Regions from separate parts of the Homo sapiens genome. Here region 1 is linked to region 2. Evidence: chromatin loops called from intact Hi-C (ENCODE). Cell type or tissue: stomach. All regions are shown on one strand. Links, peaks and the distances in the headings refer to the core of each region. The heading gives the core; the rest is flanking DNA.

What was found. A loop is a pair of places that touch in the nucleus more often than their neighbours do. Peaks named below come from ENCODE experiments on the same cell type or tissue, not always from the same donor. Only the 100,000 strongest peaks of a DNase experiment are listed, where the experiment ranks them.
Region 1: it touches region 2 in a loop (2.6-fold over the local background); 76 of 110 quality-filtered maps call a loop at or near these places.

What each region holds. Positions count from the first base shown.
Region 1 is chr4:81,846,104-81,861,602 of GRCh38, forward strand. No RefSeq gene overlaps it. Among named protein-coding and RNA genes, the nearest start is that of RASGEF1B, 380 kb to the left of the region's middle. In stomach, for the core only: no CTCF peak of the experiment used is centred there; no DNase peak of the experiment used is centred there.
Region 2 is chr4:81,399,827-81,415,325 of GRCh38, forward strand. No RefSeq gene overlaps it. Among named protein-coding and RNA genes, the nearest start is that of RASGEF1B, 64 kb to the right of the region's middle. In stomach, for the core only: CTCF peaks have their summits at 6,195 and 6,397 (motif pointing right); a DNase peak (open chromatin) is centred at 6,165.

The sequences.
Region 1 (15,499 bases), core at 3,936-11,935, 450 kb after region 2:
TGAGCATTTAATATAAAATCAAGTATATTAAAAAGATATTTACGGCTCTGTTAGAAAGTTTAAGATGAATTAGGGATTAGTACATAAAAAACAAAGTCCATGAAAACTAATAGTTAAACATACAGTTTTGACAACTCTACGAGATAGATACAGTTACTATGACCATTTTACAGTTCAAGAAATTGAGACAAAGTATTATTGGTAACTACTAAGTCCAAAAAAAGAAAAAAACTATAAAAGTTACATAGAAAAGTAAATGCAATCATATTGTAATACATGGCTCAGCTGTTAAGTGATAGTAACACAGGCTCAATGATAGAAGCTACAACTTTCAAACAATCATGTTTGGAAGACAAGAGGGGAAGTATGTGTTGAAGAACAGGGCGAGGGAGACAGAGATAGGGGATGTAAGAAAACTCATCAGTTTCTGTAGAAGGCATGAATAGACATCTAAAACTAGCTGGACATGGTAGCTCATGCCTGTAATTCTGGCACTTTGGGAGGCCGAGGCAGGAGAATCACTTGAGCCCAGGAGTTTGAGACCAGCCTGGGCCACACAGCAAGACCCTAAACTCAACAAAAAACTAAAAAATAAGCCAGGCATGGTGGCACAGACGTAATCCCAACTACTCGGAGGGAGGCTGAGGTGGGAGGATTGCTTGAGCCCAGGAGGTTGAGGCTGCAGTGAGCCATGATAGTGCCACTGCACTCCAGTCTGAGTGACAGAGCAAGACCCTGTCTCAGAAAAAGAAAATATCCAAAATTGAAAAATTAACACAAAAAATAACATAAGCACAGGGATGTTTGTATAGAGGTGAATCCAAATGAAAAATGGAAAAGGGAGTTGAAGTGATTGCCTACAGAGAATAGTAGGTATTAAGAGCAGGGAGAGGTGGAATGAAATACTACTGTTTTTAATTATAAGGTTTGTAGGACTGTTTGATGCTTTAAAATATGTACTTTTATGATATGAGAAAATATAAAATCAAATTTAAAAACTAAAACATAATATAGGCAAATCACTAAAAATATTGCTTTCAAATTATGTGTAAAAAAGACAACCATGTTTCACAAGCATCTCTAAATAAGCTGAAACAGAACATTTTACACAATGATCTCTTTATGTTATCTGCACAAGATGTAAAACATCAACCAGTGGCCCATACTCAAAGGCCTTATTCCTATAAGTAAAAGGCAAATCAACTCACATTCCTATATTTTAAGTTGAAATAGAGTATTTGTGGGTGTATGTATCATTTTTTATGATTCTCCTCTTTGACTGACTTTTTGAAATCACTGACCAACACCCCAATGGCATTAGTGTAGCCTTGGCTGCTGCAGTGCCCTGCCCACATCTCCTCCTCAGGACTGGAGCACTCACTCCTTCAGCTGCTGGGACTGTTAGTAGAAGATGGCTCTCAGCTGAGTTATTTTCTAGTGATTGCCTTTAGCCAGCATGCTGCCTAGCCCAAGGTCACTAGACCTTTCCAATAATAGTGGTATAAAGACTCGGTCCTCTCGACCCAAGGCAGAGCAACTCTAAGGTGCCGCTCAGCTTCAGAACTCTCCCACGGATCAGCTGGGGCCTCCATTGCAGCTGCTCAGCCTGCTTCCTGCTCCCTCTTTTCTACAGGTGTTGATCTCATCCTCAGAGCACTCCCCAATAAACTTCTTGCACACAAATCCCCATGTCAGTGTGTGTTTCCAGGGAATCTGAAGACAGTCCAGTAAGAGCCTTTTTACTGTTCTACTAGGTACAATAATATTATTATTTTAGTTTAAGAGATATTAAAGACAAAGTCTCTTGACTCTTTTACCTTCCTTTATTTAACTTCCTTTTTCAGAGTTTTAAATGGTGCATGCCATGTGCATTAATCTTATCTTACATAGCAGAGTGAAATTTATCTTTAATGTTTAAGATAAATATTAAACTTATTTAATATTTAATATAATTTACTATTTGAATGTCTACTATATACAAAGTACAGTGAAAAGTGAGGAAGGGGAGGGCAGAAGAATCCACAATGAGTAAGCAAATGAATCAAATGTGGTTTTTTCCCTCCTTGAAGAGTTTATAATTTGGTAGAAGAGATAAAAATGTACACTAATTACTGTAATCACTGGAATGTAACAAAGAAGTAAAAAGTGCTATGGAAGTTCAGAGAGAAGATAATTTTGTTGGTTTTGTATTTGGTTAGGGTGGAAGAAGTGAAGGGTTGTTAAAATTTCCCTTCTTAACCTACTTCACATCAGCTAGCCTTTCAACACTAGATTGGAGTTCGTTGGATGAAAAAGGCAGAAAAGTGATTTAAGGCAGATGTAACAGACAAGAGTAAAGGCTTAGAGGTTACAAAGGGTGGTGGTGTTTGGGTAATAACTATTATACTAACAGAGTTTAACTGGAGCACTGTAGGTACGAAACAGACAAGCAAAGTGAATGCCAGAAGGGGGAATCTGTCTAGAAACGTATCCTCTTCTTCTGTTACAACCACCAAATCAGGCAGATCTTCTTCTGTCATACCCGCCCAATCAGACATTCTAGGACAGGAACAGTGGCTTTGACCAAGCCAAAGATCATCGCCTTTCAATGTGTCATTAGGAAGGCTGGGGACTGCCCCCCTGGGTTCCAGGCCATCTGGGCCGCCGTGAGGCTCCTGCCCACTACAGATGCATTTGCTTTTCCATTGAGCTATTGCCAAAGTCCCAGAGGGATTCTCATTCAAAGGTTTTCCAAAGAATTGCTTTTAATACACTATTACATTATAATTTAAATAGCCTCTTGTAGGGTAAATGCACATGACAGCAATAACTGAAGCATACTTTTAGAATGACCCTGTATGGCAGATGCACCTGAATCTGTATTCCAAGCTAGGGAATTAGGGAGTGGCCAACCTGGACATTAGTTCCCTGTCTATGAGAAACACAGGAGCCCCCAAGCCCCATTCTGTGGAACACAGACCATAACAGAGAATTGAGGCCTTGAGTTTTCAGCTTGATGAAGGTTAAAGGGGGAGATCGTTAGCGGGAGTGTTCTGTGAAAATGCTGTATGAACTGCATGCTGTTTGCAAGCACTGTGGTTTTCCTACCCAGCCCGCCACCACTGGGTCAAGTGGATATGTTGTCTGGTCCACCACCACTGGACTATTTCTGTATGTAAGGTGGGGTTCTCCTATCTAGCCGCCACCACTGAACTCTCTCCCCTGTATGTAATCCCCTCATAAAACCCCATGTCTCATTTGCTGGTTCTAGGTCTCTTCTTCAGCCTCTTGAACCTGATGCCTTTCCTGTTGAGGTTAATAGTTGTTTAACACAACATCTCTCCAGGAAAAAAAAAAAAAAAATTAAACTTTTTCATCAGCCAAATTTCAAATTTCTACAAAGTATCTTTTAGTATTTGCTATCATAATTTTCTCATAGAATATTTTGATTATCTATTTTTCTAAATGTACTCTTTTGTAAAGATCTCCGTAATTTAACTGAACAAAAGCTGTTTAATTCACTGTGAATGGATATTCTTTTTATTCAGTGCCCTCCTTTTAATTTTACATTTCTACCAACTTCAGCCCAAATCCACTGACTTGGAAAACCATGTTCCACCTTTTATTTACAAGGCAGTGGGGAGGAGGGAGTCAAACTCTCTTCCCTTCCTGATAATTAGTGGTCTAATTAGCAACCAATCAGTGTTCTGTGTTTTTCCTAAATATCTGACCATTTTTTAAGTCACAGCCATATTTATTATATGAAGAGGTCATGTTTGTATAATTTTAGGCTTTGGTACATTCACAATTGCATAAGTATACCCCGAAACGAACCTTTTCCATCCTAAACTTCTGAACACAAACCACCCAGTGACCATTTCAGACCATTGCATAGTGATGCTGCCAGCTGGCTAACAGTTCAGTTCCAGCAGTGACACCTTCTTTGCCTGTGTCACAGTATCTTTTGTGGGCAATTTTTTGGCTATTTTATTTTGTCCTTTTTTTGTAAAGCCAAAATGAGACAAAAATAAATTCATATGCTAAAATTAATGATAATAAATGAAGATCTCATCAAAATCATACAAGAGAGACAAAGAAGCAAATTCTTAGCTCTCCCAAAAGTGGAAACTCCTAACTTTCAATCAAGACATGATGGAACTTAAACTTGTCAATCATGTATTTAATGGGAAAGAAAAAAATTAAAGAATGTATATGAAATGAGACAAATATATCAATGAATAGGATATCTAAAAGGAGTAATTAGGATTTTAGAATACATTTTTAGCTCTCTAGCACTAGCTATCCATCCCACCCCATGGCACCTTGAAATTTTCAAGTCCATTGATCATCTTTTATGCATTCATCTTTCATGCACATTTTCAAGAATGCGTTATGCCTGGAAATTGGCAAACACGCTAATTCAGAGATAATCTTATTTCAACATGGCAGTATAGGCAGATATTCAAATAAGGACATTATTTATAAGAAAACATATAAAGCTCATGGCTAGTTACCAGAAAACAAAAGCTATCATTATTTGAAATTTAGAGCAGATTCATTAATCTCTGCGAAAGAAAACAGAATTTCATAACTGGAGGAAAAATAAGACATATGAATCATGCCTCCATATAATGCAGTTCTATAAAAACCTGAAATAAGCAAGAAAAAAACGAGGACCTAGAGAAAGAAAGTCAAATGTGAGTGAATGATTAAATACATATGCACTCAAGAGGGACACTAATCTATTCAAAACATGAAGCAGGTAGCAGAAAGATTGGACCAGGTTTGGTCTGATGACAGAGTTGTTCAGCTTCCAGCATTCCATGCCAACATTACAGAATTTGCTCTCCTGTTGGAAATCTCCCTCATTTTTCACCAAGGAAGAATCAAGGGCTTTTAATTAATTGTGCAAGTGAAGGGAATAACCTGTTGCTGTTCAAATTCTCTGACTTTACAGACAGGTTCACCATTGGGACTAAGAAACCTATGAGATGATAAATTGGTCATTAATTTTATGTTTTCACATCCAGTTATTCCTACCAGACTCTTTACTCCTAGTACTTAGGAAGAAGTTTCCAAACCCCATCATCAGAAATGTGTGGAACCTTCTAAACTGCCCCCAAAATAGAGAGTTCAACTTCTTAAACTTAACTGAAAACACAGAAAGACTCTACCAATTCTCTGGCTCACGCCTGTAATCCCAGCACTTTGGGAGGCCAAGGCGGGTGGATCACTTGAGGTCAGGAGCTCAAGACCAGCTTGGCCAACATGGTGAAACCTTGTCTCTACTAAAACTATGAAAATTAGCTGAGAGTGGTGGCACACACCTGTAATCCCAGCTACTTGGGAGGCTAAAAGAAGAAAATCAATCGAACCTGGGAGGCGGAGGTTCCAGTGAGCCAAGATCATGCCATTACACTCTAGCCTGGACAACAAGAGTAAAACCCTGTCAAAAAAAGAAAAAGAAAGAAAGAAAGAAAGAGAGAGAGAAAAAGAAAGAAAGAAAGAAAGAAAGAAAGAAAGAAAGAAAGAGAAAGAAAGAAAGAAAGAAAGAAAGAAAGAACAAATGAACGAACTGATATTTTCACTTGGAAAGTATTACAGAAGAGTACTTTGGCTGAATTCAAATGTAATTCCAGATTTTTTTTTTTTTTGTTTTTTTTTTTGAGACTGAGTCTCGGTCTGTTGCCCAGGCTGGAGTGCAGTGGCGTGATCTTGGCTCACTGCAACTTCCATCTCCCAGGTTCAAGCAACTCTTCTGCCTCAGCCTCCTGAGTAGCTGGGATTACAGGTGTGTGCCACCACACCCAGCTAATTTTTGTATTTTAGTAGAGATGGGGTTTCACCATGTTGGTCAGGCTGGTCTCAAACTCCTGCCCTCGTGATCTGCCCACCTTGGCCTCCCAAAGTGCTGGGATTACAGGTGTGAGCTACCACACCTGGCCTAATTAGAGAAATTTGTAAAGAAAATGTTAACTTTCAATTGTACCTATTTATAGAGAAATTAATTATGAAAATAAATAAGAACAAGATGGGTAAAAACAGGACTTTATACCTTCTCCAAAAGATGTACCTTAGCCTTGGAATTGGGATTATTTTCAGCTCCCAATGCCAGACTCTGAGCCAGTTTTTTCTTAGGGGTTGGCTAGGAAAGGCTTCTTAGGTGCCAAGTTTCTTGGGCCAAATATCAGCATGAGAACATCCCTATGTGTTGGTAATCTCTAGCTAATTTACCAGCAGCCAGAGACTCCATGTTCAGTCAAAATGGCTCATGTCTGTTCCCAACCAACAGAGAGCCATAAACTTACTATCTTCTCTATCTACAGGCAGGTCTTCAATATAAAGTTCTACATGAGTAACCATGACCCACATCTGCAGAAAGTCGACTGGTCCCTAGTTCAAAAAAAGGTTTGGGTTTATTCCACACTTCAGCATATGTCTGTCTGACTGCACAGTGGGACAGAAATCTTGCCAAATAACCTGGCACTCTTCACTCTGGCTTTCAGAAGACCAAAAACCATACAGCCATGGTAACTAAACTGCCAAGACAATAAATTGATAAATCTCCCAATTTCTTAACTCAGGATGAAAGTGGACTTGGATAATTTCTCAATCTTCAGTAATTCAGTATCACATGTTTGTTTACAAATATATAGAGGGAAAGGAGTGAAAAACTTTAAAATCTCACAGGTGATGGTGTAGAAACTACCCACCCATAGGCTATATGACAGTTGTTCTTAAGGTAGTTTAAATATATCATAGTGATAAAGAGTGTTTTTATTTTGTTTAAATCCAGAGCTAACCACCAAAATTTCAGTTTCTCTCTCAATTTCTCCCTCTCACTTTTCATATATTTGTACACAGTGCCTAGAACAATACTCAATAAATATTAATATGTATTAAATGAACAAAAAACCAAATGTTAATCTCTAGAAAGAGCTCAAGGCTCTCTCCCCCATTCTCCTACACCCACTCCTAAGGAGAACATATATGGTGGGTATGATGGTGGCAAGGACAATATTGGGTCACATTTTTGGTGTGATAAAGGTTAAAGATCTGGGGCCCATAGCATTTCCTTTGGATTTGATCACTGGAATCCTGACTTCCTTTTGAATTCTCTCTCCTGTACTCCACTCCCCCAACTCCTACCCTACCCACAGCAGGGGGAAATGCCACTGTCACTCTCCTTCTCCTTTTCCTCCTTTCCTTCATTGCCTCCACATCCCCTCTATAGAAAGGCAAGCAGAAACCAGGTGTATTAGTCCATCTTCATGCTGCTGATAAACACATACCCTAAACTGGGCAATTTACAAAAGAAAGAGGTTTAATTGACTTACAGTACCATGTGGCTGAGGAGGCCTCTCAATCATGGCAGAAAGTGAAAGGTACATCTCACACAGCAGCAGACAAGAGAAGAGAGAGAGCTCATGTAGGGGAACTCCCATTTTTAAAACCATCAGATCTCAGCAGACTTATTCATTGTCATGAGAACAGCAAGGGAACGACCTGTCCCCATGATTCAGTTACCTCCCACCAGGTGCCTCCCACAACACATGGGAATTCAAAATGAGATTTGGGTGGGGACACAGCCAAATCATATCATTCTGCCCCTGGCCCCTCCCAAATCTCATGTCCTCGCATTTCAAAACCAATCATGCCTTCCTAACAGTCCCCCAAAATCTTAACTCATTTCAGCATTAACTCAAAAGTCCATAGTCCAAAGTCTCATCTGAGACAAGGCAAGTCCCTTCCGCCTATGAGCCTGTAAAATCAAAAGCAAATTAGTTACTTCCTGGATACAATGGGGGGTACAAGCATTGGGTAAATACAGCCATTCCAAATGGGAGAAATTAGCCAAAACAAAGGGGCTACAGGCCCCATGCAAGCCCAAAAATCCAGTGGGGCAGTCAAATCTTAAAGCTCCAAAATGATCTCCTTTGACTCCATGTCTCACATCCAAGTCACTCTGATCTAAAAGGTGGGCTCCCACGGCCTTGGGCAGCTCCTCCCCCACGGCTTTGCAGGGTATAGCTGCCCTCCTGGCTGCCTTCCTAAGCTGGTGTTGAGTGTCTGCCACTTTTCCAGGTGCATGGTGCAAGCATGGTGGATCCACCATTCTGGGACCTGGAGGATGGCAGCCCTCTTCTCACAGCTCCACTAGGCAGTGCCCTAGTAGGGACTCCCTGTGGGGTCTCCAACCCCACATTTCCCTTTTGCATTGCCCTAGCAGAGGTTCTCCATGAGGGCCCTGCCCCTGCAGCAAACTTCTGCCTGGGCATCCATGCATTTCCATACATCCTCTGAAATCTAGGCAGAGGTTCCCAAACCTCAATTCTTGACTTCTGGGCACCCACAGGCTCAACATCACATGGAAGCTGCCAAGGCTCAGGGCTTCCACCCTCTGAAGCAATAGCCCAAGCTGTACCTTGGTCCCTTTTAGTCACAGCTGGAATGGCTGAGATGCAGGGCACCAAGTCCCTAGACTGCACACAGCAGAGCCTGGGCCTGGCCCTCAAAACCATTTTTTCCTCCTAAACCTCTGGGCCTGTGAAGGGAGGGGTTGCCACAAAGGTCTCTGACATGCCCTGGAGACATTTTCTCCATTGTCTTGGTGATCAACATTTGGCTCCTCATTAGTTATGCAAGTTTCTACAGCCAGCTTGAATTTCTCCTCAAAAAATGAGATTTTCTTTTCTATCGCATTGTCAGGCTGCAATTTTTCAAACTTTTATGCTCTCTTTCCCTTTTAAAATGGAATGCCTGTAACAGCACCCAAGTCACCCTTGAATGCTTTGCTGCTTAGAAATTTATTCCACCAGATACCCTAAATCATCTCTCTCAAGTTCAAAGGTCCACAAATCTCTAGGGAAGGGGCAAAGTGCTGCCTGTCTCTTTGCTAAAACATAACAAGAGTCACCTTTGCTCCAGTTCCCAACAAGTTCTTCATCTCTATCTGAGATCACCTCAGCCTGAATTTCATTGTCCATATCATTATCAGCTTTTTGGTCAAAGCCATTCGACAAGTCTCTAGGAAGTTCCAAACTGTCCCACATTTTCCTGTCTTCTTCCGAGCCCTCCAAACTGTTCTAACGTCTGCCTGTTACTCAGTTCCAAAGTTGCTTACACATTTTTGAGTATCTTTTCAACAGCACTCCCAGTACCAATTTATTGTATTAGTCTGTTGTCATGCTGCTGATAAAGACATACCCAAGACTGGGTAATTTACAAAATAAAGAGGTTTAATGGACTTACAGTTCCACGTGGCTGAGGAGGCCTCAAATCATGGCAGAAGGTGAAAGGCACATCTCACATGGGGGCAGACAAGAGAAGAAAGAGAGCTTGTGCAGGGAAACTCCCGTTGGTTTTTGCTGTTGTTGTTGTTGATTTTTTTTTTTTTTTTTTTTGAGACAGAGTCTCACTCTGTTGCCAGGCTGAAGTGCAGTGGTGCAATCCTGGCTCACTGCAACCTCTGCCTCCTGGGTTCAAGTGATTCTCCTGCCTCAGCCTCCCGAGTAGCTGGGACTACAGATGCATACCACCACACCCAGCTAAACTTTGTATTTTTAGTAGAGACAGGGTTTCACCATGTTGGCCAGGATGGTCTCGATCTTTTGACCTTGTGATCCACCTGCCTCAGCCTCCCAAGTGCTGGGATTATAGGCATGAGCCACCACACCTGGCTGAAACTCGTGTTTTTTAAACCATCAGATCACGTGAGACTTATTCACTATCACAAGAATAGCACAGGAAAGACCCACCCCCATGATTCAATTATCTCCCACCAGGTCCCTCCCACAACACATGGGAATTCAGGATGAGATTTGGGTAGAGACAGAGCCAAACCATATCACTAGGGCTAGCCACAGGATAAATAAGGCCTGTAGAAACAGCTTTAGTCCTTCTGTGTTAGGCTAGAGACATGTCCTCCTTTTCCTTTAGCCATCTTGTCTTGCTTCCTGTGACCACAGGATGAACCCAACAGAACAGAATGAAACTCAAGGAAAAAGACTAAGGAAGCAGTTCAGTCTGAGCCTCAGAGCTACCTTGAGGAAAGGTGTCATACATGGGAGCATCCAGGAGACCTAGTCACAAATCACAGGATGGTATGTGACCAAAAACCCCAATAGTGATAAAGAGAATAGATTTGTCTGGCCTTGCCTTTTGTACATACATCTCTTTAGAAAAAAGCTTAATTTTTGGTAAATGGCTGGTTAAAGGTTTAGAGCTTGATCATGGTAAAAATCATCTTGAAATAACACATAAATAAATAGATCAGCAAGAACTGCCTTCAATAAATGAAATTAATCCATAACCTCCCCCAAAGACTTCAGAGTGGTAAATACAATATAATATCTATAGGGCATCACTGTAAAACTACACAGGGTGAAATGTGGGAGAGGGAAGGATTCAGTCCCTCTCAAAGGCCTGAGAATAAGGCAATAACACATACAACTTCTGAAGAAGCAATAGCATAAAATTCATTGACATCCTCAGTAGAATGACAAAGACATATCCAAGTCACCTACAAGTAGGGGCAGAGCCTAAAGACTGTCCTCAAAGGCCTCAACCTCATCTATAGCTATAGCCCCTTCCAGACCTGCCTTGGTCCATTATTACCCTTCTTTCTTGGGGACAAATTAATATTTATTAGAATAGCTAATCTCTAATATTTTTATTATATCCCTACTGGCAACTAACTTTGCATGTAAAGAAGCTTTATAGTTGCCAAATTATTTAATTCTATTCCATCTTTTAGAGAAGTCTAAGAAAAGTCAAAGCTTATAGAGCCCAGGAGTGGTTCCTTTCCATTACAGACTAAGTTATATGTAAAATTAGACAGGACAGTTGGAAAAGAAGACACTCAAACTCCTAATACTGTTCTCATGATGCACTTCATTATTATTTTATGTGAAAAGAATTCTGCAAACAGTAAAGTCATTTTCTTTCTTGCTTGCTTTCTTGCTTTTTTTTGACAGGGCCTTGCTCTGTCGCCCAGGCTGGAGTGCACTGGTGCAATCACTGCTCACTGCAACCTCTAACTCCTGGGTTCAAGTGATCCTCCTGCCTCAGCCTACCAAGTAGCTGGAACAGCCACATGCCACCATGCTAGGCTAATTTTTGTATTTTTTACAGAGATGGGGTCTCACTATTTTGCCCAGGCTAATCTCAAACTCCTGGGCTTAAGCAATCCTCCTGCCTTGTCTTCCTGAAGTGCTAGGATCATAGGCTCATGCCTGTAATCCTGGGTGTGGTACACCCAGCTCAAAGTCATTTTTAAATGTGATTATAAATGCTACAATGTATACAATTTTGCACCACCTTAATATGAATTTTTTATACTAGACTTTGTTATAACTCAGGACTGCTTTACTTCTAAAACCCTAAATTATTATAATAGTCTACTACCACAACCATCTACCCCTCCAGCTTTAGTATTCCATTTCTCCTAACTGTTCCTGTTCTGTGTTCTAAACTCCCAAATCCATATTTCCTTTCATAAACTTGCTACTACTCCAAACCCATACACAATCCTCTTAGATCTCTTCACCTGAATGATTTACAGACATACAAACTCAGTATGTCTAAATTAACTTCATATTTTTCTACAAACCCTGCCTTCTCCTTGAACCCCGTGCTTCACACAGACCAAACTATTGTCCACTGAATGGGTTCTTCTGAATCTCTCCTATGTATTTGCTAATATCTTTGCCTGAACTTACATCCCCACATTTCTACCCAATTCCTTCCCATTTCTCCTCCAGAAACATGCCCACTCAACACTTACTCATCTCTCAAGACACATTTCAATTATTACCTCTTACTACCTCTTCTTGATTACATTTCAAGCAATCCCTTCCACACCAAGGCAGACTGCCCACCTTTATTTTGAGTTCCCACTGATTTCTACATGTTCCAAAGACTTCTGCAATGAAGCAGAGATTATTACTATACCTATATGGGTTAAAAGACTTTAGAAAACCACAAGCCATTTTCAACTCCAAAAGAAATCTCAGGAACTCCTAGATCTACCATCATGTTAACCTCTTGAGTCACACTGCCCATCAACAGTAGACTGAGGTATGCATACAGTCTGCCAAGACCAGCTTGGTCGGGGAGACCCTAACCCAGTGGCACTAGAGGAATTAAAGACACACACACAGAAATATAGAGGTGTGAAGTGGGAAATCAGGGGTCTCACAGCCTTCTGAGCTGACAGCCCCAAACAGAGATCTACCCACGTATTTATTAACAGCAAGCCAGTCATTAACACTGTTTCTACACACATTAAATTAACTAAAAGTATCCCTTATGGGAAACAAAGGGATGGGCCGAATTAAAGGAATAGGTTGGGCTAGTTAACTGCAACAGGAACATAAGGCACAAATAGCTCAAGCTATTGTTTGTAGCTTAAGAATGCCTTTAAGCAGTTTTCCGCCCTGGGCAGGCCAGGTGTTCCTTGCCGTCATTCCCATAAACCCACAGTCTTCCAGCATGGGCGTTATGGCTATCATGAACATGTCACAGTGCTGCAGAGATTCTGTTTATGGCCAGTTTTGGGGCCAGTTTATGGCCAGATTTTGGGGGGCCTGCTCCCAACACAGTCTCTAATTTTGGTGAGGCCTAGGAAACATGAGAGTAAAGATAGTGGTAATGGGTTCAGATAAATAAGGTAGAGAGGTGAGAATTGGATTGGAAATACATCTCTGCAGCTATCCTTGCACAACAGTGACCCCCAAATTAATGTAATCACAACTTTCCCCCTTCCTCTACTTTGCCAGGGAAACAGGTCTTTGTGACTAGGAGAGTCACCAGGCCTGGGTCTTTTGTTGCATTGATTTGAGGTACAGGATGAGTTGAAGAACAAGAAGAATCACACAGCTAATGTAATCTGTACTAAGGGAAGAAGAAAGAACAGGAGGTAGGTGAGGAGAGGAAAGAAGAGATCCAGAGAAGACAGTGTGAGAGACAAGAGCCAACTGGGATGTTTTGTAGTGGAGGAGTCCTTTGAGGTGGATGTTTTGTGATTCCTCAGTGCCCTTCTTTGAGCAAGGCATGTGAGAAGTCCTCCTCAGTGTGTCACCTGAGATATCCTATTTCATTGAATCTAGGATGCCATTTCTCATAAGGGACATTATTATTTTATCTATTGATAAAATATAGAATTGAAAGAAAAAGAGATGGGGAAAAGATTTTTATTTCCTGCTTCGTACTGTATAAAAGAGACTATAGGCATTTTAAAGGAATTTTTAAGAAACTTGTTATTTTTTTATTGTTTTTAGCACTTTTTAATAGGATATTAGACAGGTGTTTGGGGCTTTTGTGTTTTTTGTTTGTTTTCAAGTGACTAAGTGCAGAGATTAACTTAAAGGCAGCTAAGTTTTACATAGTTATATTTAACTACCTAGAGCTTTCTTCAACATTAATAAATACAGATTTTTCAGATGCCTCTTCCCATCTCCCTTTCTGGTACCAAGTTGAAAAAAGCATTAGTGGGGACCCCAAATAATGATAATATCTAATATTTTTTAACACTTTGACTTAAGATTTTTAAAATGAATGAACTCATTTAATTTTTACAACAACTCTGTAAGAAGATAGAGTTTATTATCACTATTGAACATAGTGAGCTTAGTAATTGCCCAAGCTTATATAACCAATAAGTGGCAGAGCTGGGATTCACATGCAGTCATTCTGGATCTAGCATCCATGTTCTTAATTGCCATATTCTACTGCCTCACACTTTAAAAACACACCATGTTTTCCATAAAAGGAAGCCACTTATTACTCCTCCACATAAATAAAGTCAATTGCACTATGACTTTATGCCGTATACTTCAGTAAGCAGATATACACCCAAAAGCCTAGTATAATAAGAAAAACAACAACTTTTAAGCCAACTGATCATTGAAACATGCACAGATAAAAAGAATATTATCAGACAAAGTGAAGACTGGATTTCTTACAACTATAGTTGTTTTATCCTGGAAACTAAAGAGCAAGTAAATCAAGAAACACAGTTACAGTTATTTGGAGGAAAAAATAAAGACTAAAAGACACTGGTAAGAAAGTTGCAAAGATTGAAGATTCTCTTCATTTGACATCAAATTATGCAAATCATATGCAAACTATGCAAATCTGCATGAAGATAGGAAGAATCTGTGTTTGTTTTCTTTCATTAAGCCTTATGTAAACACAGCTCTGGGAGCAATTCCTTCCATTGGCTTGATGAGAAGAGAGGGTAATGTAAAGAGGACTTTGTTTTGCAACTTGGATACCAGCTCAGCCACAGTAGAAATAGGCACTAGAATAGGGTAGAGTTCTGTGGCCTCCATTCCAGGCCCTAGCTCTTGGACAATATTTCTAGACACCCTGGCTCAGAAGGGAACCCACTGTCTTGAAGGCAAGGACTCAGTTCTGGCAGAATCCATTATCTGCTGACTAAAAAGCCCTTAAGTTCTAAATAGTCAGCGGTGGTAGGCATGGGACAGTACTCCTTATGGGCCTTGTTGGTAAGACTCAGAGCTGTGCTGGCTTCAGGTGTGTCCCAGCACACTCCCAGCTGTGATGGCTATGGGAGACGTCCCTTCACCTTGAGAAAAGAAGAAGGAAGAATAAAAGGGACTTTGTTTTGCAGCTTGGGAACCAGCTCAGCCACAGAGGAAGAGAGCACCAAGTGGGCTCCTGGGGTCCCTGATTCCAGTCCTTAGCTCCTGGACAGCATTTCTGGACCTGCCCTGGGCTAGAGGGGAACCCACTTCCCTGAAGGGAGAAACTCAGGACTGGTTCTCTGTTGGTTGGGAACAGACATGAGCCATTTTGACTGAATGTGGAGTCTCTGGACTACTGGTAAATTAGCTAGAGATTACCAACACATAGGGATGTCCCCATGCTGATATTCAGCCAGAGAAGCTTGGCACCTAAGAAGGAAAACTGACAAAGCTTTAGCCAGACTAGCAAAAAAAAAAAAAAAAAAAAAGAGAAACAATACAAAAATATAAAATCAGAGATGAAAACAGAAATATTACAACTGAAACCATAGAAATTCAAAGGATCATTAGAAGCTACTATGAGCAACTACATGCCAATAAAGTGGAAAACCTACAAGAAACATGAATTCCTAGACACATACAAACTGCTAAGATTGAACCATGAATAAATCCAAAACCTGAATAGACCAATAACAAGTAATAGACCAATATCAAAGCTGTAATAAAAAGTCTCCCAGCAAAGAAAAGTCTGGGACCCAATGACTTCATGGCTGAATGTTAGCAAACATTTAAAGAACCGACGCCAATCCTACTCAAACTATTCCAGAAAAAATAGAGTAGGAGGGAATACTCCCAAACTCGTTCTACAAGGCTAGTATTACCCTGATTAAAAAAAAAAAAATCAAAAAAAGAAAACTACAGGCCAATATCCCTGCTGAACACTGATGCAAAAAATCCTCGACAAAACACTAGCCAACAGAATTCAGTAACACATTAGAAAGATTATTCACTATGATCAAGTGGGATTTATC
Region 2 (15,499 bases), core at 2,939-10,938:
CATTTGCTGTCATCGGTGGCATGACTTTGTCCATTGATGTCAGCGTATCTGCATATACATCTGTGCAGCTTTTAATTCAGAACTATGACAGAGGCTCAAGTTGTAGCCATGGCAACAACATTCCCAACAACAAAGAACCACACATAACTTTAAATAATTTTCACGTTTATCATTCTCCCATAGCCCTGTATTTTTGTCTATTATGCAGAATTTACAGAATACTCTTTGAATTATAGTTATCGTATATGTACTCTCATCTGTTCTGGGCTTAAAACCCCTTGGAGAAATAAGCCATGTTCCAATCATCTTTGTAGCAAACACGGAACAATGAGAAGGACATGGCCTTTGAAATCAAACTGACTTGGGTTTGAATGCCAGCTCTTCCTAGGTTGGCGACCTTTTGCAATTTAATTAGCTTCACTAAGCCTCAGTTTACTTATGTATAAAATAGGAATAACATCATCATCATAATGTTCTTAGTTTTTTCTTTACTTTCTGCCCCAACGTGTCTACTATAGTGCTTTACATGCATGTGGGAGACATTTGGAATATTTGAAATGAATGCCTGAAAATAAGTACTAACATTTTCAAAGAAGGGGAAAATGTCTTACTTAATAATCCTATACATGAATGGGTGAGAGGGAAAGAGAACGAGAGGAACTCAGTGAACTGTAGAGCACACTGGTGTCAGATTCCAGGATAAAATCAAGGCTCCTGAATCTTAGTGAGCTCTTCAAGGTCATCTGAGGCCTTCTGCAAATGTTTAGTTTCACAGTGAGCAGTGGGCCATCAGGAAAACAGAACAGAACTGGCAGGTGGCAGGTCTTCTGGGAATCCTATCAGAACACACTTCCTGGATGCTCCACACATCAGCTTTGTAGCCTCGGTCAAAGGCATTAGGAGAACAGAGACAGGCCCAGGAATGCCTGAAAGGAACATTTTATTAGCTAAGGGGACAATATCCACATACTCCCTTTGCCACTGCAGGCAAAGGGAAGTGGGTTAAGATGAGCAAGAAGAAATTATAGTACAGATAATTTCCCATCCGTACCTAGTCCTCCATTCATTGGTCTTCCATTTCCATATCACATTGGAAAATCAAGAGGAGAACAACAAATGCTTTCACACTAATACCACAAATGATATTACTACAGAACTACTGAGGGGGCTACAGCCAAAGGATTCCCCAACAGGGACTTCTGGTTCAGGCAACAGATTATAACAGGAGGAACTCCAGCCCAGGAGCAACAAGCCCCGCTGCTCCCTTGCTGTCTTCCTGTCCCACAAGGTTAATCCATCTGGGAGCTCCCATATGTGAAGAAGAGTCTATCCCAGTGGTTCTCAGCCCCTTTGAAATCTAAAATATAATATACTTTCAGTAGCCAGTGTACAGGCAGGTGAGTCCGTGGACACACTGATTCAGACACTGCTAGCATTCCGGCCTTGTGCATTACCTTCATTCACTGCCCTCGGTGGCCTCTGGTCCTAAAGTTTCAAATTATTGGACTAGCTGATTTCTTTACATGTATTAAAATATATCCATTATGGAAAATGTAATGAAGAAATTTGTCTAGATAAATAAACATACAGATGAGAGTCACTATCAGCTAAAGATCAACCAGATATTCTGATTAAACATCTCTGAAGTGAGACATTTGTTTCCAATGAGAAAATATGTTTTCATTCACCAAATTCACCGGCATGACATACGATTTAGGACGCATCTGTTAAAGAGTGAGACTCTGAAGACCACATGTGTGTAAAGTTGAACATGCAGGGTTGGTGGCCACTGCCAGGGTTTTGCAGCTTTCTTTTTGGATATGTGCCACCTTCTCCCTTGCTAAGCTTGACCTTCTCCTTTTAACACCACTGTAATGAGTGGGCACATTAATCCTGGAGAACTTGGTAAATGCACTTTTGGAGTCAAGTACAGGAACACTTAATATCACTGTATCACTCTAAGGACATCTTGTCCTCTCATTGCCTGCTTCTCCAGATTGGTAAAAGAGAAAAGACGACATGTTGGAAGTTTACCGTAATTTATGTTGAATAAATTATTTGTAAAACAAATGGAACATCCAATCACATTAGGCTCAAAAAACTTAACTCAGAGAGCGAGACATTGGAAATCAAAGAATCAGATGCCCCATGTCACAGAAAAAGCCTGCTACAGCAGAAGCACCACAATGTCCATGTGTCATATAGTGTCGAGAAATGGGGCAAGCACAGATAAATCAGGGTCCCAGGGCTCCATTTTCACTTCCTCCAACTTGGCTGTTTTGCTTTTTATTTATTTATTTATGTATTTTTTTTAGATGCAATACAGTTGGGATAAAACTAACAACACACTTATGTGTGTCAGGTTGTTCTTTTTCTTTTTAAGAGAAGCACAAGAAAGGAAATACTAACAGACAAGGGAAGCCCCGGCCAGGTTTGCCCTGCTTAGTACCTTAGCCCCACAGCATTCAGACACATAATAGACAGCACAGTCTCCAATTGCCTATCTTTGTCTTCAGTTCTATAACAGGAAAGAGGAGGAAGACAGCAGAAATTAGCCTGAGAGAGAATGTAAATAAATGAAGGAGAAATAAAAGGTGTTTATTCTAGGGAGGGAGAGCCCACAGTTGAGGAATATGCAAGGCAGAAGGAGGGGAGAGAGGAAACAGAGAAGGGAGAGAGGAAACAATGAGTTAAAATTCAGATGCCAAAGGCCCCCAGCAGATGACACAGGACAGCGATGCAGGGGTCAGAGAGGGAGTGGTGAGGACTGCAGGGAAATGGAGAACACAAGCCCCACCAACTCAGCCCAACGTCCCTTTATCAAGAGAGACTGTGGGCTTGGGGTTGCTAGATCTTCTGATTTTTCTCAAAATCAGTTTGAAATCCAAACTTTTATGTGAATTTTTCCAGTTTCTAAATATTAGCAAAACATTGTTCATCATAAAAAAAAAAAAAACAACTGCAGGGCAGTGTTGACCCAAGGGCCACCAGTGTGTAACTCTGTGGTAAGCCAAGAAAGGGTGAAGGAAGGGGCAGACACCTGTCAGATGGGAATGGACTGATTTGATTTCCGCAAAGCAGAAGGGTGGCTAAAGAACAAGAATAAAGAGAGAGAGTTGGAAAAAGGAAGGAAGGAGGGAAGGAAGGAAGGAAGGAAGGAAGGAAGGAAGGAAGGAAGGAAGGAAGGAAGGAAGGAAGGAAAGAAGGAAGGAAGGAAGGAAGGAAGGAAAGAAATCCAAGCAGGACAAAAGATAATCAGAGTGCTGCGGTGGTGGCTGGGACATGGGTGTTGGAGCCTGGCAATGCTAGTTTGAATGCCAGCTTTTGCTGGGCATGCTACTTGACCTCTGTGGGCTTCCACTTTCTGGTCTGAGAGCAGGGGAATGATGCTTTCTTTGCATGGTTGGTGAGATGATTAGATGAGATATGCTATATGGGCATGGCTGGCACACACTCAATGCTTCGTAGATGTTGGGCTATGTTTCATTTTTTCCTTTGGTAGATGGGACAGTTGGGTCCCAAGAGGACCAAATTCTTACACTCTGGGAAGCCATTTAGCAGACCTCAAACATTTTGAGGGATTACAAATCTTTTTAAAAACTCTATGAAATACGTGGACTTTCTCCTCAGAAATATAGACATAGCAAAACACATACACAGGCACATACACATACACATAGAGTTTACATACCATTTCAGAAGATCACAGGTCCTCTGAAACCCAGCCATGAACTCCAGGTCAGGATCGCTGGCTTACAGTAATTCTGCTCCAGTACACTGGAAAAGAGTAAGCACATGGCAACTGGTCTCTCGTGTTCATGACAACAGATCCTGACCCAGATTATGGGATTAAAATCTGGGGCATGTGTGAGCATATGTGTTACATGTGCCTTGCTAGTGCAGGCTGACTTGTCCTGGCCCCAGCATCCTAGGAAGGAAACTGCGCATACCTCCTGCTTAAACGATCCACATCTGATCCACATCTGATTGATTCTGGTTTCCAGGAAGCCAGAAGACCATAGGCTGCAGAGATGGAATTGAGTGGGAGGCAAACTGCATTTGCCACTAAGTGATAGCGATCTGAGGAATGCTTCCCTACGTGACTTGTGAGTGACGGAGACAAGAGGGGTTACTGGGCCCAAGGGTGGGCACGCTGTGATATTTGGAATATCATTCAGGGAGAAACCAGGAAACTGAGGCAGTAATGGAGACTAGGTTTCCCTGAGGAGGAGACCACCTCTCCCTGAAGGCCATGCCCTCTATGTACTAACAAAACACTACCATGTAACAGTTGACAAAGCAGGACCACGACATCCACTCGCCTTGCCCAGAGAATGCTTTAACCTTTGTGAAGTAATTTTCTGAGACTTCAGATATCCCACCTAAGCACATTCCTTATCTCACAGAAATTGCTATACTTGATACAGAAATGGCTTTAACATGTAATTGCTTTTTCTTCTGTATTTACCTATAACTCAAGACTAAGGCTTTCTATTTTCTACACGTTCCATATATACATATGAAAAGTCTATGATTGTATAGTTCTTAGATGTTGTCAGTTGAAGAGAAGCAAGGCCAAAAATCACAAGGAGGAAAGATACTGTGAAAATGGAAGTGGGGGTGGATCTAAGGAGATCCCAGGCTGATGGAAGAAGCACTGGCCTCCTCTGCTGGATGTTTGGGAGAGGTGGAGAGGGGACATCTCCCAGAACCTCCAGAGCCCTTCAATACCCGCCAGGGCTGATGTGGGGAAGTGTGTTTCTCCTTAACTACCTAAGGATGAAAGAAGGCAGCACTTGAGACCTGTGGGAAATGAGGGCAATCTTTTGGGAAATTTCAGTCCTGGAGGGATTTCTAGGTTTTCAGTTCAGGGGTTATCATTTTTAGAGGTGTTAACTTTAGAAAATTGAAATCAATGGCCCTGTTTCTTATTCGTTGTCAAAAACTAAAATTTCATGTGAGATATTTTTCCAGTTTGACAATCTATTGCTCCCTTTACCACTGTAAAGAAACAGGAGGAAAAGTAATATGTAAGCAGGGGTTCCATATTCTTCTAAAGTAGATAAGGTTTGGACTGTGTCCCTGGCCTCTTTATGGGAAATCTGTGTTTTGTGGATCTCGCGGCCTCACCTGCATTCAGGATCTGCCTTGTGTGTATGAGGAGCACCAAAGGAAGTGGCGACCTACAAAACGCAGCCTGCAGGGAGGAAGTAGAAGTGGAGGATTTAAACAGGAGCTGAGTTAGACGAATCTTCAATTTGACCAAACTTCTTAATTGGGCTCAAAAAACTAGAAATTGTCAGAGAGAGGGATGAGGAGGATTCAAGGTCTAGAAAAGTATGTTCCTTTACAAAAATAAAAATGTATTTTTGCTGCTCTGCATTTTATGGACTGCCATGACTATGAAACAGCACAAGTCCAGGCACGGTGGGTCACACCTATAATCCTAGCACTTGGGAGGCCAAGGTGGGTGGTTTGTCTGAGCCTAGGAGTTTGAGACCAACCTGGATAACATGGCAAAAACCTGCCTTTACAAAAAATACAAAAAAATTAGCTGTACATGGTGGCATGCACCTGTAGCCCCAGCTGCTCTGGAGGCTGAGGTGGGAGGATCGCTTGTGCCCGGGGCGATTGAGGCTGCAGTGAGCTGAGATCACACCCCTGCACTCCAGCCTGGATGACAGAGTGAGATCCCTTCTTAAAAAAAAAAAAGAAAGAAAAGAGAAAGAGAAAGAAAAAGAAAAAGGAAAAGAAAGAAAGAAGGAAAGAAAGTAAAGAAAAAGAAGAGGAAAAATAGCACAGCAGCCACACACACTTTAGTGTAAAAAAAGAGGCAAATAATAAAGGAAAATAATACTTCTTTTGTTCTATACGTGTTATTATGCCCATTTGCACATTTTCCAGATAAGGAAACTAACAAATTACCCAAAGTCACACAGAAGTGAACAAAGAACAATTGAAAAGTAATGTATGCCATTTGCCTACAAAAAAAGGGAGGACAGAAATATTAAAGATTAATTCTTCTGGCTTGACAATTTTACTCAGGGATAAATTCCTACTTAAAAGAGTACAAGTTTCTCTTCACAAAGTTAATACGTGATTTCTCACTTGCTCTCGGGACTTCTTTTCACATCTCCCACAAGGTGGCAGCATTTCTCCAATGATATAACCATCATCAACTAGGGCTACAGGGATTGCACAATAGAGCCAGGAGTAGAAATCAGGAGAATAATTAATATAGAACTTATAAATACAGAAAAGGTTACAAAATTGTGATAGTACCCTAATTAAATAAAGGCTTTTAAACCCAGTAATTACTTTGAAGGTTAGTATCTTCCAGCCTCCCTGCCGCTTAGAAAAATATTCATATTAAATTCTTTTAGCGCTATCCTTGTTTCCACCACTTGATGGCAATAAAGACCCCTTAAATACTGAATGTTCATTTTTCTTTTTGGAAAGTTGGAAGGTCTGTTTGAAAAATTCAGCAGTCTACTCCTTTATCCATACTTTCCAGTTTCATCCTGTTCAAGATGCTGAGTGTTCTTCTGGAAGTAGAATGCCCCAACCATTCCCTGGGTCGATCGCCTTTGCAGGAATTCACGGAATGATACTTTCTCCTTGATTTTTCTAATAAATTTAGTAATTTTCTACCGCCAATCCCCACCCGTCCACAATAAACTAAAACTTCTCGGATTTTTTTCTTAAAATAGCTCCGAACTACCAACTCATTGCTGTTTGGCCCTATCCCATCCACACAGGTAACTCCTATGACCTGTATCTATAGTCCACCGCAGGTTTTGAGACACTGACACTTTGTAAAATACAGCTCCAGCTGGGCGCGCTGGCTCATGCCTGTAATCCCAGCACTTCAGGAGGCCGAGGCGGGCAGATCACCTAAGGTCAGGAGTTCAAGACCTGACCTACATGGCGAAACCCGGTATCTACTAAAAATACAAAAATTAGCCGGGCATGGTGGTGGACACCTGTAATCCCAACTACCTGAGAGGCTGAGGCAGGAGAATCGCTTGAACCCGGGAGGCAGAGGTTACAGTGAGCTGAGATCACGCCATTTCTCTCCAGCCTGGGCGACAGAGCAAGACTCTGTCTCAAAAATAAATAAATAAATAAATAAATAAATAAATAATAAATAAATAAAATACAACTCCAAACTGATTGTCTCTAGTGGAGCAAGCAGCACCGAAATGATTCCTTGAAGATGAGACTCTGTCCTGGCATTCTGTGTGACACCGGCTTTTAGACTGCAGCTAAGAACCTAGCACAATGCCATCACTCAATATGAGTTTATTGAATAAATGCGTGATTGGGAAATTATTATTTAATCCTTAGTGTCAGTGATGTCGATGGTAAATTTCCTGAGAAAAGGGACACTTTCAGTACCACTGTTTAGAAATGGGCTTACCACTGCCCCATTGATCTCGGAAGATGATGATAGGAGGGGTGAGTCAGTATCACATAGGAGAAAGGGAGAATTTGTAAGTGATGGGGAGTCAATGACACAACTCTTGGTGTGCTTTCAGAGTAGTGGTGATAGACTGCACTGACCCATGCTTACTCTCTAGGCTGGTATGCCTCCTCCAGGATCAACAGTAGCCTTGAATGCCATGTCAAGGCTGCTGTGGATTTTTTTTTCCTTATACATCAAGATGCTATCTATTGCTTTGGCCTTTTTAGCAATAATTTTTTGGCTTTTGTTGGAAAGTAACAATAAAGATGATTCAGGAAGGCCACTCAGGCAATGAAGGAAAGGAAAGGATAGAGGCTGGGGCCCATGAGGTGTGAATGGGGAAAGCTGAAGAGCTGGTTCCTTTGTAGCTCCTTAAGTACTTAAAGTTTACTGAAGAAAGGGATGGAGGATGGATGGATGGATGGATGGATGGATGGATGGATGGATGGATGGATGCGAGTTGTCCTAAGAAATGAAGTAGTCTTCATTAAATCATTTCGATTTCTACTTATTTGGGGGAATTTTCTGTGATGGTAATTCAGGATGCTCTATTTATTTTGTCTACTGTGTTACTGTACAGATTGTATCTTTGTGCCGAGTGAAGCAATTTGACTTCTTGGCATTCACATCATACACGCTTGGTGTTTGTAGACAGTTATCATATCATTAGTCATTGCCTAGTTAATTCTGCTTTCATGTTTCTACATAAATGAATCCCTCCCACTCCCTCAGTAATGTCTGTCCTTACTCTCTGATCTTCTTCCAGTATTTCTATCTCCTTCAGGCCCCTGAGCATCTCACTGACAACCTATTGTTTCAGGTAAAATACCAGAGTTATCCAGAAGAAAAAAAAATGTGCTGTGTGGATTCAGGGAAGAGTTAACACTTTTCGTATAGTTCCAAAGTCAAAATCAGAAACAAAGAAACTTCATAACTGGCTCCCATATTTGTATAAGATGTCCAAACTGTTTTTTTAGTACTTGACTATTTGCTAGTTACACCCATAACAGAAATTTTGAAAGTATGCCTCTACAATATATTATAGTACATTTAATGCCTTTCTCCCCCATAATACTGAACAGGGACCATAACTTTTTGTAAAAGGACTTGCAGAAAGATCCAAGGAGAGGGGAGGAAATGGGATGGCGATCACAGGAAGAGGCCTTAAGCTTGGACAGGAAGAGACTGCCCTCTGAGAGCCCTGGGAAATAGCCACGGTGGGGGCGGACAGAGATAAGGTGGAAAGAAGGGCGGGGAGTAGATGGAGGCAGACGGAAGATGAGTTGATTTACCATTGTTGACATCAATTTTCTTCATGAATAAGGAAGCGAGATTGTTGGCTGAGAGTGAGTAGCAATGAGGTTGGGAAGAGTTGAAGAAAGTGAACGCTGGAACAGCCATGGGCAGAGGGAAGAATTTAGGACCTAACTGAAACTGGAATCCCTCCCTTTGGAGTGGATTTAATCTGAAATTCCAGTGGGTTTTTTTTTCCAGCATGCCAACTATATTATCAATACGTATTCATTTTGTTAAATATTCTCGGTCCTCCTCTCTTCTCCATCCTACTACTCTCTTGCTACAGGTTTCATTTTTTGTTTGCTCCTGATTTATTATTACCTCCAGTCTCACCTTGCCAGTCCTTCTTCCTCTAGCTGCTGGAGTGACAATTTTCACAACCAAATATTACAGCCAATGCCGTCATCCACCAGTTAAACCCAGCTGAGCACAGACACATGAACAAGCCTAGTATAGACCAGGAGATGAGGCTGGAGAGCGAGCAAGTTAGAGCTTACAGGGCCTTGGATTTCACTGGGAGTGAGAAGAATTGACCAGCTGAGTTCATCCCAAAGTACTAACTCACAGGTACATGAGCTAAACTATTAAGTTTTGAGGCTGGGACTAAGTTGAGGGAGGTGAAGCACCTAGGGTGCAAAATTCAAGGAGGCCTCATTTGCACTTCCATGACATAAGAGTAAGTGTCTCTTTAAACTGCATGCCCCTGTTGTTACACTCACCTCACTGGCCTCACCCTACTCACTTACCACTTGCATGGCCCTGTGAAGTTGGTTCCACAGCCATGGATGACTGATACAAGGATTTTCTTGACCTGGCTCCAGAAAAGCTTATTCTGGTCAATCATGGCACATGGACTATGGCCACTACTTCCTTTCTCCCTTTAATCTCCCCGTTATACCCAATAACATATTAATCTATATTCCCAGTGACAGCTGATGGCCAAGGAGGCCCACAGTTTTTCAGCAAATTAAGAAATGTGCTGATACAAAATATTCTGCTCCTACTAGGTCAGTGATGGTTTGCTAGGTCAACCTCAGATTTTGAATCAGAAAAGGTGAGAAAAAAATCTTCAGAGAACTAAAATAACCCATTGGTCCTCCACTGAGATACCTACAGCACCTAGACCCTGAATCACCATCCAGAAAAGCCTCCATGAAGCATCGATGTACTGTAGATTTTTCCATAAGATTTCTATGGGATTCCTGTCTCTCTTGAGACAGCCTACTGAAGGAGTTTTTCCTGGGTACCACAAAAGTCGACCACTTTAGGTCTTTAGCCTTTTTCTTCCTATTCACCCTATTATTCCAGTAAAATTGCACTTATCCCTCTAAGCACACATCATATTCCACGCCCTTGCTTGACTGATTCTTTTGCTGAAGACTTCTCTTTCTTTCTCCTCTTTCTTTCTTTCTCTTCTTTCTTTCTTCTTTCTCTCCTTCCTTCCTTCCTTGTTCTTTCCTTCCTTCCTTTTCTTTTCTTCTTTCTTTTCTCTTTTCTTTTCTTTTTCTTTCAAGACAGGGTTTCGCTTTCCACCCAGGCTGGAGACCAGTGGTGTAATCATAGCTCACTACCTCCTGGGCTCAGGAGATACCCCCACCTCAGCTTCCCGAGTAGCAGGGACCACAGTTGCATGCCACTACACCTGCCTAATTTTTGTATTTTTTTTTAAGAAACAGAGTCTTGCCATGTTGCCCAGGCTAATCTTCAGCTCCTGGCTCAAGCAATCATCCCACCTTAGCCTCTCAAAGTGCTGAGATTAGAGGCATGCACCACCGCACCCAGCCAAGACCCTCTTTTTCATGTCCCCAGTAAAGGACACTGATGGTGCTTTTACCAGATCTCTTTAAGCATATCATGTACGCATCCTCCAACTTCTTTATGCCTTGCTGCTAATGCCTCACATCCTAAAATCTACGACCTTTGGAGCATTGCTCTGGAGATGTCCTGCTCCACATATGCCTGGGCGTTTTGTATTCCAGCCCCCGTCCATCAGGGTAGCCCATAACCATGAACAGACTGGTATGGGAGTACAAAAGCTTGGCTCCTTTGCTTCAAAGTGAACAAACTCTGAGGTGTAAATTATGCTACAGGTTTCCCCATGGGATCAGGCTGAGTCTGGGACTTCATCTGAAATTGTACTCTGATATAGTTTGGGTCTGTGTCCCCACCGAAATCTCATGTCAAATTGTAATCCCCAATGTTGGAGGTGGGGCCTGGTGGGAAGTGACTGGCTCATGGGAGTGGATTTCCCTTGGGTGGTGTTCTTGTGACAGTTAGTGAGTTATCACAAGATCTGGTTATTTAAAAGTGTGTAGCAACTCCCCTCTCTCTCTTCCTCCTGCTCTAGCCATGTAAGATATGCCTGCTCCCCCTCTGCATTCTGCCATGATTGAAAGTTTCCTGAGGCCTCCCTAAGCCATGCTTCCTGTGTAGCCTGCGGTACTGTGAGCCAATTAAGTCTTTTTTCTTTATAAATTACCCAATTCCAGGTATTTCTTTATAGCAGTGTGAGAACAGACTAACACACCCTTACTTGGCTTCTTCACATCCTTATATGATATCCTTAACTATTTTACTAGTTTCTCCAGGGAGCATTTCTCTACCACTTATCCCCCTCAAAAATTCTTACCTATGCTTCTAAGTTATGCTTAATTATCACTTTTGTGAAATATCCCTGACCACCTAGGGAGAGAGAATTAATCACTCCTTCCTCTGTGCAACTACAGACTCTTACAGGAACGTCAATGATTGCATTTAAGCAGGTCAACATTTATAATTGAGCTGTCTCTCTTACTGGTCAGAGAGCACTTTGAAGGTAGGGGCACGGTTATGCAACTATCCACGGGAATATCTTCCGTAATCATTCGGGATGCAGGACATAATTGTTGATTAGAAAATATTTACATTGACTTGAAATCTGCTTCCTTGTAATTTTCACATGTTAGCCTCAATTCTTCCATTTTACACAGTAGAGTAAGCCTAAATAAGACAGTGATTAATTTTCCAACATCCATCCTTCAGACTTAACAACTCTGGATCCAGGAAGAGGCTCTCATATGGCTTTAATTCCTCCAATTCACCACCCTTATTACTGTCTTCTTTGTGCCTTGAGTTTGTCAATGTTCTCTTTAAAGCTTGCTATTCATAACTGAAAACAATAGGATGACAAAACAATAGGATTAAATAAAAGAGCTATGGTTTAGCAGCCTAGTTCACCTCTATTCTTCCTCAATCTGGATAAGGAGTTTTTGAGACTACGATGGTTCCTAAAAACACCTGTGTGGTGTCATACTCTCGGTCCACATGAAGAAACGGGTCAGTTCAAATCACTAGGTTTCTTTACATGAACTTTTGTAAGAAATGTTTTTTCCCGGCCAGGCACAGCGGTTCATGCCTGTAAGCCCAGCATTTTGGGAGGCTGAGACTGGCCAATCACCTGACATCAGGAGTTTGAGACCAGCCTGAACAACATAGTGCAACCCCATCTCTACAAAAAAATACAAAAATTAGCCAGGTGTGGTGGTGCACACCTGTAGTCCCAGCTACTCCAGAGGTTGAGGTGGGAGGATCACTTGAACCTGGGAGGCAGAGGCTAAAGTGAGCTAAGACCGTGCCACTGCACTCCAGCCTCGGTGACAGAGTGAGACTCTGTCTCAAACAAAAAAAAAAAAAGAAAGAAATGTTTTCACCCCCACTGAATTTACAATATTGAGTTTTGAACCTAAATGCAAAGTTTAACTTCAGTCTGCCAAGCTTTATCTGGTTTGATTTAATTCATTATTGCATCAAAATTTTTTTTGAATATTAATGCCACATCAGTTTTTTGGCCTCTCCAGTCTTCATCCTGGTGAATAATAGGAGTGAGAGCAAGACCAGGGCAGAGCCAGAACACTGCCACACCATTACAGACCTGTATTGAAGTGGGCACTGACTTATTAATCCACACTCTGTGGGAGCCATTGCTCAGCAAGCTCTGAATTCTCCTAACTGTGCTCTCATACAGTCTGAATTTGTTTGCCAATAGGATGATATAAATAATTATTTTTAAAATTGCCAAAATCAAGTTTTATTATGTCTTTGGACTCTTCCTAATCTAGAGGCAGACTTACATAGCAATTAAGGGGATAGCTTAAGAGTCTGGCAGATGGATTAATCTGAGTTCTGCCGCTTACCAGCTTTGTGAACTTAAGCTCATTTTAATATCCCTAAGCCACAGTTACTGTACTCTTTAAATAAGAATAATAGTTTCCATTTCACAGGATAGTTATAAGTAAATGAGGTTATTTATTATATATCAAGAGTTCAACAGAGAACCTAACATGTAATAGTAACATTTTCCCTTATTATTCCAAACTAATGGGAATGTTGGAAAGAGAGTAGCTGATTTAGAGGAAACCAGAGGCCTCGTGAAGAAGGAAACATATGAGCAGAGAGATGAAGAAGAGGGAATGAGCCACAAAGCTGCCTTGGACAGATGTTACAGGCCAAGGGAATGGCAAGGGCAAGGTCGAGCATATGCACGATCTAGCAAGGGGAGTGTGGCTACACCTGAATGATCACAAAGCAGGATCACAGGGGATGAGGCTGGAGAGGCAGCAGGGTTGGATCTTACAGAGTCTTGGGTTTCACTTGGAGGGAGATGAGAAACCATTATAGAAATATGAGTAATGGGATGAGTGACACAAGTGGACTTGTGTTCTGAACAGCTGTCCTAGCTGACATGTGACAACTAGACCATAAGGAAGGCGAGGCTTTAGAAGACTGTTGCAATAATCCAGCAGATGACAGTGTCTTGACATGGAAGTAGTGAGAAGTAGTCAGTTTCTAGATACATTTGAAGGTCTCCAGGATTATTGATGTGCAGTGAAAGAAAGAGAAATCAAGGATGAGACCATGTAATTTGTCCTAAGCAACCCAGAAGATTGAATTCGTGTTTACTGAGGTAGAAAGCCAGGAAGAGGCACAGACTTGGGAGGTGTATCAATCAGGATAAGTTAGGTTATGCTGTGGTAACAAACAACTTCTAAGTCTCAATGGCTTAACCCAAAAAAATCTCCTTCTCGCTCAGGACATTTCCATTGCCAGTTGGCAGGGGCCTCCATTCAGAGGATTCACTTAGGAACCTAAGGGGTCGGAGGCTTCACTTTGACACTGGTTGCCTTCACCACCACAGCAGCGAGGAGCATAGAGAATTGCACTCTGGTTCCCAAAGTGCCTGATGGGAAGTGAAGTTGCTTCCACTCATATTTCATCAAACAAAGCAATCACAAAGCAATGCCTAACTTCAAAGGGGATGGAAGGAAGCACAATCTACTGCATACCTGGACTTAAGAAAGTTGGAAATATTTGATGAATAGCAGCAGTGACTGCCACTGATGAGAAAACCAAGAGTTTTCTTTCTGTGTTTTGGACATGGCCATTCCCGTGGGGGTGTAGTGTACTAGTCTGAAGTTCAGGGAAGGACAAGGAGTGCATCCAGGCTTGTGGAACCTGGAGTGGATATAATCTGGGGGGAAGCTCCTTTAAGATAAGGAATGCCAGACCCTATACAAAATTAAATACAGAGACTTAGGAGAGCATATGCAAATGAAAAATAGAATAAAATACTTAGAAACATACCTAGCCAAGGAGGTAAAAGACCTATACAAAGAAAACTACAAAACACTGCTGAAGGAAATCATAGATGACACAAATGAATGGAAAACATCCCATGCTCATGGATGGCTAGAATCAATATTGTGAAAATGACCATACTGCCAAAAGCAATTTACAAATCAATGCAATTCCCATCAAAATACCATCATCATTCTCCACAGAACTAGAAAAAAATTCCTAAAATTCATTTGGAACCAAAAAAGAGGCCTCATAGCCAAAGCAAGACTAAACAAAAAGAAGAAATCTGGAAGCATCACATTACCCAACTTCAAACTATACTATAAGGCCATAGTCACAAAAACAGCATGGTACTGGCATAAAAACAGGCACACAGACCAATGGAACCCAATAGAGAACCCAGAAGTAAAGCCAAATACTTACAGCCAACTGGTCTTTGACAAAACAAACAAAAACATAAAGTGGGGAAAGGACACCCTACTCAACAAATAGTGCTGGGATAATTGGCAAGCCACATGTAGAAGAATAAAACTGGACCCTCATCTCTCACCTTATAAAAAAATCAACTCAAGATGGATCAAAGACTTAAATCTAAGACCTGAAACCATAAAAATTCTACAAGATAACTTTGGAAAAACCCTTATAGACATTGGCTTAGGCAAAGACTTCATGACCAAGAACCCAAAAACAAATGCAACAAAAACAAAGATAAATAGATGGGACTTAATTAAACTAAAAAGCTTCACACGGCAAAAGAAATAATCAGCAAACAGACAATTCACAGAGTGGGAGAAAATCTTTGCAAACTATGTATCCAACAAAGGACTAATATCCAGAATCTACAAGGAACTCAACCAAATCAACAAGAAAAAAAAAACAAATAATCCCATCATAAAGTGGGCAAAGGGCATGACAGACAATTCTCAAAAGAAGATATACAAATGGCCAACAAACGTATGAAGAAATGCTCAGCATCACTAATGATCAGGGAAACGCAAATCAAAACCACAGTGCGATACCACCTTACTCCTGCAAGAATAGCATAATTAAAAAATAAAAAATAATAGATGTTGGTGTGGAAGTGGTGAAAAGAGAACGGTTTTACACTGCTGGTGGGAATGTAAA